Linked DNA regions of Homo sapiens: region 1 is linked to region 2. Evidence: read pairs that join two places in POLR2A ChIA-PET (ENCODE). Cell type or tissue: B cell. All regions are shown on one strand.

What was found. Peaks named below come from ENCODE experiments on the same cell type or tissue, not always from the same donor. Only the 100,000 strongest peaks of a DNase experiment are listed, where the experiment ranks them.
Region 1: POLR2A ChIA-PET joins it to region 2 with 5 read pairs; 3 of 35 experiments call an interaction of 5 or more read pairs at or near these places.

The regions. Positions count from the first base shown.
Region 1 is chr10:119,289,423-119,293,422 of GRCh38, reverse strand. All of the region lies in intron 1 of GRK5 (G protein-coupled receptor kinase 5), which reads right to left. Among named protein-coding and RNA genes, the nearest start is that of GRK5-AS1, 48 kb to the left of the region's middle. In B cell, no CTCF peak of the experiment used is centred here; no DNase peak of the experiment used is centred here; H3K27ac peaks cover 2,285 bases.
Region 2 is chr10:119,455,265-119,459,264 of GRCh38, reverse strand. GRK5 (G protein-coupled receptor kinase 5) reads right to left here. Exons shown (of 16, transcript NM_005308.3): 16 at 1-4,000. Among named protein-coding and RNA genes, the nearest start is that of MIR4681, 79 kb to the right of the region's middle. In B cell, no CTCF peak of the experiment used is centred here; no DNase peak of the experiment used is centred here.

The DNA.
Region 1 (4,000 bases), 170 kb after region 2:
CAAGCTTTGCATTCAAGGTTTTACAACTATCCCATGGTAGAGCTTAGCATCTGTTAGCTAATGAAACAGACTGGGCGTCGCCAGAGAAAAGCACCCACTGGTCTCAAACTCCTGACCTCAAGTGATCCACCCACCTCAGCCTCCCAAAGTGCTGGAATCACAGGTGTGAGCCACGGCATCCAGCCACCTCAAGTCTCTTGTCTGTTAAATGGGAGATAAAAATATGTCCTCCACCTGTTTCACAAGAATGGGGTAAGATTCAAAGAGAGTAAGCCACTTCCTGGCTGCATAACCTTAAACAACAGCTTATACATAACTTCTTCAGGTCTTCGCTCTTTTATTTATAAGATGGGAAAATTCTTGTTCATACGGCTCCAGAATATGACAGGAGATGAAGCCACCAAATGCTGAGTGCAGTGCCTGGCCCAGAGCTTGAAGTTTCCCAGTATTCAATGATTAGAGGGTGCTTTGTAAAACATAAAGTCAACACGCAGTTGGCCTCCCATATCCACGGGCTCTGCATTTGTGGATTTAATCAACCATGGATTGAAAACATTCAGAAAAAAAAAAAAACTGTATCTGTACTGAATATGTATGGACTTTTTCTGTTGCCATTATTCCCTAAACAATACAGTATAGCAACTATTTACATAGCATTTACATTATATCTAGAGATGAGTTAAAATATACCAGAGGCTGTGTATAGGTTATATGCAAATATGACACCATTTTCTGTCAGGGACTTGTGCATCTGCAGATTTTGGTATCCTCAGGAGGTCCTGGAACCAATCCCTCACAGACACCTAGGAAAAACTATGATTGGAGAGCCTTGTCCCTCACCGCATCCCATCTAGCACACAGCAACCTTAAGTTTGTGTGCAATTTCAAATGTACTTAGGCCCTGAGGGTGAGAATTAGGTTTGGGGAGGTTTAGGGTATTGGGTTTTTTTAAATTATCTGAAAGACCCCAAAATAGCCACCTGCCCAAGGCAGCAACCCAGAAGCAATGAGCAGATGAACATGGGGGCTATCCCTGTGAAGCCGAGGCACCATGTGTTTGTGAAGGAAGAGGAAGAAAGGAGGATGAGGAGGAGAAGGAGGAATAGGAGGAGAAGGAGGAAGAGGAGGAGAAAGAGGAAGAGGAGGAGAAGGAGGAGGAAGAGGAAGAGGAGGGGAAGGAGGAATAGGAGGAGAAGGAGGAAGAGGAGGAGGAGGAATAGGAGAAGGAGGAAGAGGAGGAGGAGGAAGAGGAGGAGGAGGAAGAGGAGGAGGAAGAGGAGGAGAAGGAGGAAGATGAGGAGAGGGAGGAAGAGGAGAAGGAGGAAGAGGAGAAGGAGGAGGAAGAGGAGGAGAAGGAGGAAGAGGAGGAGGAGAAGGAGGAAGAGGAGGAGAAGAAGGAGGAAGAGGAGGAGAAGGAGGAAGAGGAGGAGAAGAAGGAGGAAGAGGAGGAGAAGGAGGAAGAGGAGGAGAAGGAGGAAAAAGAGGAGGAAAAGAAGGAGGAAGAAGAAGAGGAGGAGGAGGAAGAAGATGAGCAGAAGGAGGAGGAGGATGAGGAGGAAAAGGAGAAGAAGGAAGAGAATGAGGATAAAGAGGAGAATGAGGATAAGGAGCAGGATGAGGAGGAAGAGAAGAAGGAGGAGGATGAGGATAAGGAGGAGGATGAGGAAGAGGATGAAGAGGAAGAAGAGAAGAAGGAGGAGGATGAGGATAAGGAGGAGGATCAGGAAGAGGATGAGGAGGAAGAAGAGAAGGAGGAGGATGAGGAGGAAGAGGAGGAGGAAGAAGAGAAGGAGGAAGAGGAGGAAGAAGAGGAGGAGGAAGAGGAGGAGGAGGAGGAAGAGGAGGAGGAGGAAGAGGAGGAGGAGGAAGAGGAGGAGGAGGAAGAGGAGGAGGAGGAAGAGGAGGAGGAGGAGGCAGCAGCAGCAGTTCCTTCCTGGCTCCAGGAAGCAGCTCTGCACCCACCAGCGCCCGAGGCAGCCGTGGTCACACCATCACACCCAGCTCCAGACTGAACAAAGGATCCTGCCAGTGGCCACAGGGAGCCTGCACCCAGACCTGTTTTTCCAAGGATGCCAGGCTGAACGCCCAACCCTGGGTGTAGCTAAATGGGTCTAGCTGGGTGTAGCTTCACTGCATCTCCTGCCGAATTGGTGATACCGCAAATCCAAAGGAGCCCTGCTTCACCTCCAATGGCAGCTTTCAGAAAGTAGAAGGGATCAGTCTACACGAAACATGAAGATCATGGAGAAAAATGTACAACCAGCCAGATCACCCCATACCCTGCGGCTGGCTCTGGGGCCTCTAGCACATCCCCCATCCCAAATTCACCTACCAATCTAATGTCCGCTCATCCCTCAAGGACTGACTTGCAGAAGTCTTGCCCCTCTGCAAAGCCACCACTACAGAACAATCTGTCTGACCCTCCTGTTCTCCCACAATCCTCCTCACTCCATCCTGGGCTCATTCACTGAATAATCATGCTCCTGTCTCTGACTTGGACAGGCAGTGGCTTTGCTGCCAGGAACACAAGGATGGAAAGCAGCCCCTCCTTAGAGGAGCCCAGCCCAGAAGATGAGACAAACAAGGAAGAGATGATTATGTCTCAACACAGGGCTGTTGCAGGACCGATGTGAGCAGAAGGCTACACACACACAGAAGGGGAAACCCAGCCCAAGGAATCTAGAAGGCTCCCCGGAGGTGGGATGTCTCAGAGGGACTCGGAAGGACAAGTAGGTAGCCACCAAGCAGAAGAGGACAGGACAACATTCTAAGCAGAAAGGTTTCCAAGGGCTGTGTGAGTCCTTGGGAATGGCTGGATTGCGGGGTACCTGGGAAGGGAAGACAGTGCCTGCCTTCTAGAGGCAGAAGTGAGAACCACTTTGTGAAAAGGAAATGGTCAGATGCAGCTTTAAAATCGTCACGATGTCAGCAAAACCAGGAGGACAGCATTTTAGGGGCTATTGCAAAAGTCCGAGAGAAGAAATGAGACTGAACCAGAATAACAGCCGTAGAGGTTAGAGGTGACGGCCACAGGGAGAAGGGGACAGAGTTGTTTTTTGTTTTTTTTTTTTTTTTTGAGACGGAATCTCGCTCTGTCACTCAGGCTGGAATGCAGCGGCATGATCTCAGCTCATTGTAACCTCCGCCTCTCAGGTTCAAGCGATTCTCCTGCCTCAGCCTCTCGAGTCACCGGGACTACAGGCACCCGCCAACATGCCTGGCTAATTTTTGTATTTTTAGTAGAGACAGGGTTTCACCATGTTACCCAGGGTAGTCTCGAACTCCTGAGCTCAGGCAATCCACCCGCCTTGGCCTCCCAAAGTGCTGGGATTACAGGCTTGAGCCATCACGCCCAGCCGGGAACAGATAGTCTTCCAGGAGCTGTTCAGCAACTGGGGTCCTTATTACTCAACCTCCGCTACTAAGCAGCTGCTCCTTGCAAGTAGCCACCAGCTTTCCTAGTTCTGTACTCAGCCGGTAAGTACAGCTGACCATAAAGTTTTAAATACTATACATTTAAAACAGTGTGAGTTTTAAATAGTGTGTGTCAGGCGTATCCTGACACATAGGTGTTTGACCTCCCTAACCCTGATAGGAGCTGAACAAAGAACATGGTTATACAAACTGAAAAACCAAAGAACCACACCTAGGCTAACCCAACAAGATCAGAGGTAGCTCAGCCGGTGCCTAAAATAAAACAGCCTTCAGCAAACCACTGCTGGGCCAGGAGAGACTCGGGAAGCGGGAGGCCCGTGCACAAAGACCAAGGAGGCAAGAAGCCATGTTTCTCCGGGTTCACCACTCACCACTCATCTCTATCCAGGTGGCTGTGTGACTATGGCCAAGTCACCAACCCTCTCTGGGCCTCAGATCCTACATCCACCAGCTGGAAGTGAGGATCTGTGACATGCACATAGGCAGCCACCATCTTCTGACCCCCACAGTGGGAAGAGAGCCACAGGCAGGTCAGGTGCGGCCTCCTAGCCTGCCCAGAACACCG
Region 2 (4,000 bases):
AGCTGGGTGGTGGGTGGGGAGGGCAGGCGCAGAAGGGGTCTCTGGGAGAGGAGGCTTTGCAATCGTGGTCTATTGTGATCAGGAAGATGGCAGCTCTCTGTATTCATAATCCACACAGCGATGTCACTTCCAAATGCACAAAGACTTCATACTCACTATCTTTCCACAGCCGGGGCTAAAAAGTTGGAAGATCCTATCTCAGAGTGTTGGGTTATGAAAACAGGAGACCACCTCTTGGAAGTACAGGTATTCAGGAGGACGTGCATGCACACCAGGGGACCCCAGAGGACAGCTGAGTGTCACTCAGGTGTTTCCTCTTCTTCTCAGAGATTTCCAATTATCCAGGAAGCCACCGTCCCCTTTGGCAAGGCCTGGGATGCCAGGCTCAAGGAGGCTGCGGTGCCCCCTCCGTTTTGAGGGCAGCGGCTCGGTGGGAAAGTCGATGGGTAGCTGGAACTGATAACACGAGCCTTTGGGGAAAGGACAGGGTGTGGAGGAAGAGAAGGGATTTCTGCAGCGGGGCCAGGCTCCCGGGAGACGCATGGAGACTTGCGGGCCTCAGGGAGGGAAGGCCTCGGTATCCTCAGGGGCTCACCTGGGCTCTGATCCTACTTGTGCTGTCAATGCAAAGGCTGTGTGTGTTCCCAGGACTTCCCACCACCATTTGTCTCGGCAGCTGCTTGCTGGTATGTGTATGACCCAGGCCTCACAGCTGTGTCTGTGGGGCAGGCTAGGCCTCCCCGCCCCCGCCCCTCCGAGCAATGCCTTTCAGGAAGCCTCCCGTGGCTGCGCAGGCCACAGCAGCAGCGAGCAGCCCTAGAGCCCCGGGTTCCCGGCCAAGGAAGAGGCGAGAATGGGTTGCTGTGGCATGTGAGTGCATCGTCCGCAAGGCGGGGACCGGGTCTTCTTGCTATTTTGGGTGGTATTCTGGGTGCCCCCCAGGGGACTCAATAAACACTTGTAGGGCATCATGGTGACCATGGCAGAGACCGCCTCTGTCCACCAGGGACAGCAGCTCATCTCCTGAAATGCAGATGCAGAGACGCTTCTGAGAGATCCCATGTCTCACCTCAAAGTCACGAAGTCAGTGAACGTCTGGTGAAAAAAAATGTCATGCCTGGAGCAAGAAAGACTCTTCTGTGAAGCGCTCAAATGCATGAACGAGAGTAAATCCGTTCACCGTCCAAATATGCCTTATCCTGGACAGGTAGATGGGTGGACAGTGTTGTTTGCTTTTAATTTTAAAATATCTTTTAAAAAATGACCGTATAGGCCAGGGACAGTGGCTCACACCTATAACCTCAGCACTTTGGGAGGCTGAGGCAGGAGGATAGCTTGGGCTCAGGAATTCGAGGCCAGCCTGGGCAACATGGGGAGACCCCCCCCCCATCTCTACAAAAAATTTTAAAAATTAGCTGAGTATGGTGGTGCACGCCTATGGTCCCAGCTACCTCGGAGGCTGAGGCAGGAGGATAGCTTGGACTCAGGAGTTTGAGGCTGCAGTGAGCCAGAATCATGCCACTGCACTTCAGCCTGGGGAACACAATGAGATCTTGTCTCAAAAAAAAAAAAAAAAAAAAATGCAGCTATAGAAACCAAGGTTGGAGGAGGAGCGAGTCAGGGAAGGGACAGGACTGGGGACTCAGTAGGGAGAAGGGCTGATTCCCAGGCGCTGTTCTAAAGACTTCCTTTCTCTTACCACAAAGCAATGCATGAGCCAGAAGGAACAGGAGGCTTTAGTAGGCCAAGTGACTCTGCCCCCATCTCCTCTGGGCACTCAGGGAGGGCTGGTGGCAAACATGATGGAAGACTCAAGTTATCATAGAGTCCACGTGCAGGCCTTGTGGTAGTATCGCCAGAGCTCTCATGACCTAGAAACACGGCAGCCACACTTCTGTCATCTTTCTTGCTCCCTGGGGATTCTCTACTGCAAACGGACAGGGCATTGCCTTTCAGGAATAAAAAGAGGCTGCTTCCCAACACCAAGAATCCATCTGGTAAGGACTGAGCTGCTATGAACTGGGCAAAAGGAACCAACCTCCTGGATGGGTGGCTGGGGTGGTGGCTTGGGCTGGTGACCATCCTAGGATGATGGTCCTTCTTTTCATTGAAAAAGGAAGTTCAGCAAGAGCTTAAGGATCTTAAGATACCATTCAAAGAGTTTTCTACTTCCTTGGAAGACTTGAATGTGGCTGTATTTGTTTTGCATTCAGCCCAAGAAAGGTAATGGAAGGAGCCTCATAAAACAAGAGCTGGTCTTGAACAAAAAAATACTGCACATTAAAAAGATTTGAGGGAAGCCCAGCTATTTCTTCTCCCCCATTTCTTTGTAAAAGGGCCTCAAAATGATCAGTCCCAAAGGCCAGGACCCTTTTAGCGGTACGCCCCAGGACCCAGGGGTAGAGTCCGGGGGTTAGGCATGGAAACCGGGCCTCACAGCTGGTGTGCTCACGACTGTCCTCCCCACGGCTCATGCTCCAATGCTGCCTGCGTCATCCAGAGAAATGTGTTTGGGATGATCACCCCCAAAGCCCCGCTGAGAGCCCACAGCAGGGGTGGGCTCCCAGGCATTCCCATTCTGTGGTTTGGGGTGGAACCTGCGAGTCTGCACTTTTGACAGGAGGTGCAGCTGCAGCTAGGGCAGGGTCCACATGGTGAGAGACCCTGGCAGCTGCTGGGTGGCACAGTCAGACATCAGGGACTCAGCCGGGCAGGGGACAGTGAGGTCAAATGTTCACCCTGTCCTGGACGGGAGGTGGGAGCAGATTGGCCCCTGGTCACTTCTTCGAGGCAGGAGGAGGTGGCCAGCTGCTCCCTGGGGATGGACAGCCCTGCTACAAGGGTCTGGGGGCTGCCTTCAGAGGCCCCTGGGCTGGCAAAGCCACCAAGTCCTCTAGGAGCTCCTGCCTGAAACTTTGAAATGTCCGATAGATCTTGCCTCTGCCCCACCTTCCTGGGGAAGGAACAGTGACTTTGTCTTGAGCCCTTTGGTGGCTTGGTCTCTCCTTGGGCCTCTCATTTGCCCAGAGAGACTACCCCATCCATGCCACATGGGCCAGCACATTGATGGGGCTGTGAAGGTCTCAAAACCCTGTGAACGCTTCAGGAACATGCCGGGCCCCTGGGCCAGCCTCCCTCCCCGCTACAGACACGACGCTGCTCCGTCAGGATGAGCGCACTGCCTCACTTCCCGATGCTCCTGTGGGCCCCGAGGCTTTGGGACACTTGGGGTTTCATGACACATCTTTACGGTCCTATGCTTCTGTTAAAAATAGAGCAAAAATCCCCCAATGCAAACCTCTTGCAAATGACTGGCTTTAGCAGTCAGGACCTGCTTAGAAGGAAAGAGGCCCATCGCCCACCAGGCTGCAAACACCTAGATCCGCGTGCCAGCCGCCTTCCTGAAGGAAGAGCAGACAGAGGTGGGTGCGACAGTGGCTCGGCGTGCCCCTCGAGGAGAAGGGCTCAGCCTAGGCGACTCCGAGGGCCCCAGGAGAGGACATTCTGGCTGGGAGGGGGAAGTCCCACGTGTGTCTGGAACATTTAATTCAGATTGTTCCAAGCCGACAGAAGGGTGACACCAATGTGAGGAAATGGCTCCAGAGATAGATGTGGGTAAATACAACCAATCCTTCAAAGGTGAAGTATGGATCACTTTCTACATTTAATAAAGACATTTTCTCATTTGAGGCTCTGGAAGTCTTGAGTCACATTTTTTTTTTTTTGATAACCCCCTCCCCGCTAAAATGCCTTGGAACACATGGCTTAACAGTGGCTGCACAGAAAATATACACCCTCAAAGTCTCACTTTCATTTAAATACAAATATACAAAATGTAAACTGAGACAGTAGAGAAATTTACAAAACTTTTCTTTAAAAATCATAAAGACAAAATTCAGTTCTAGTTATGACGCTATTAAAATACGTGCAAGTTGTCGTATCCAATTGGATTTCTATTGCAATGTTCACCAAAGACAAATCCAATCCACCCCGGCCGGGG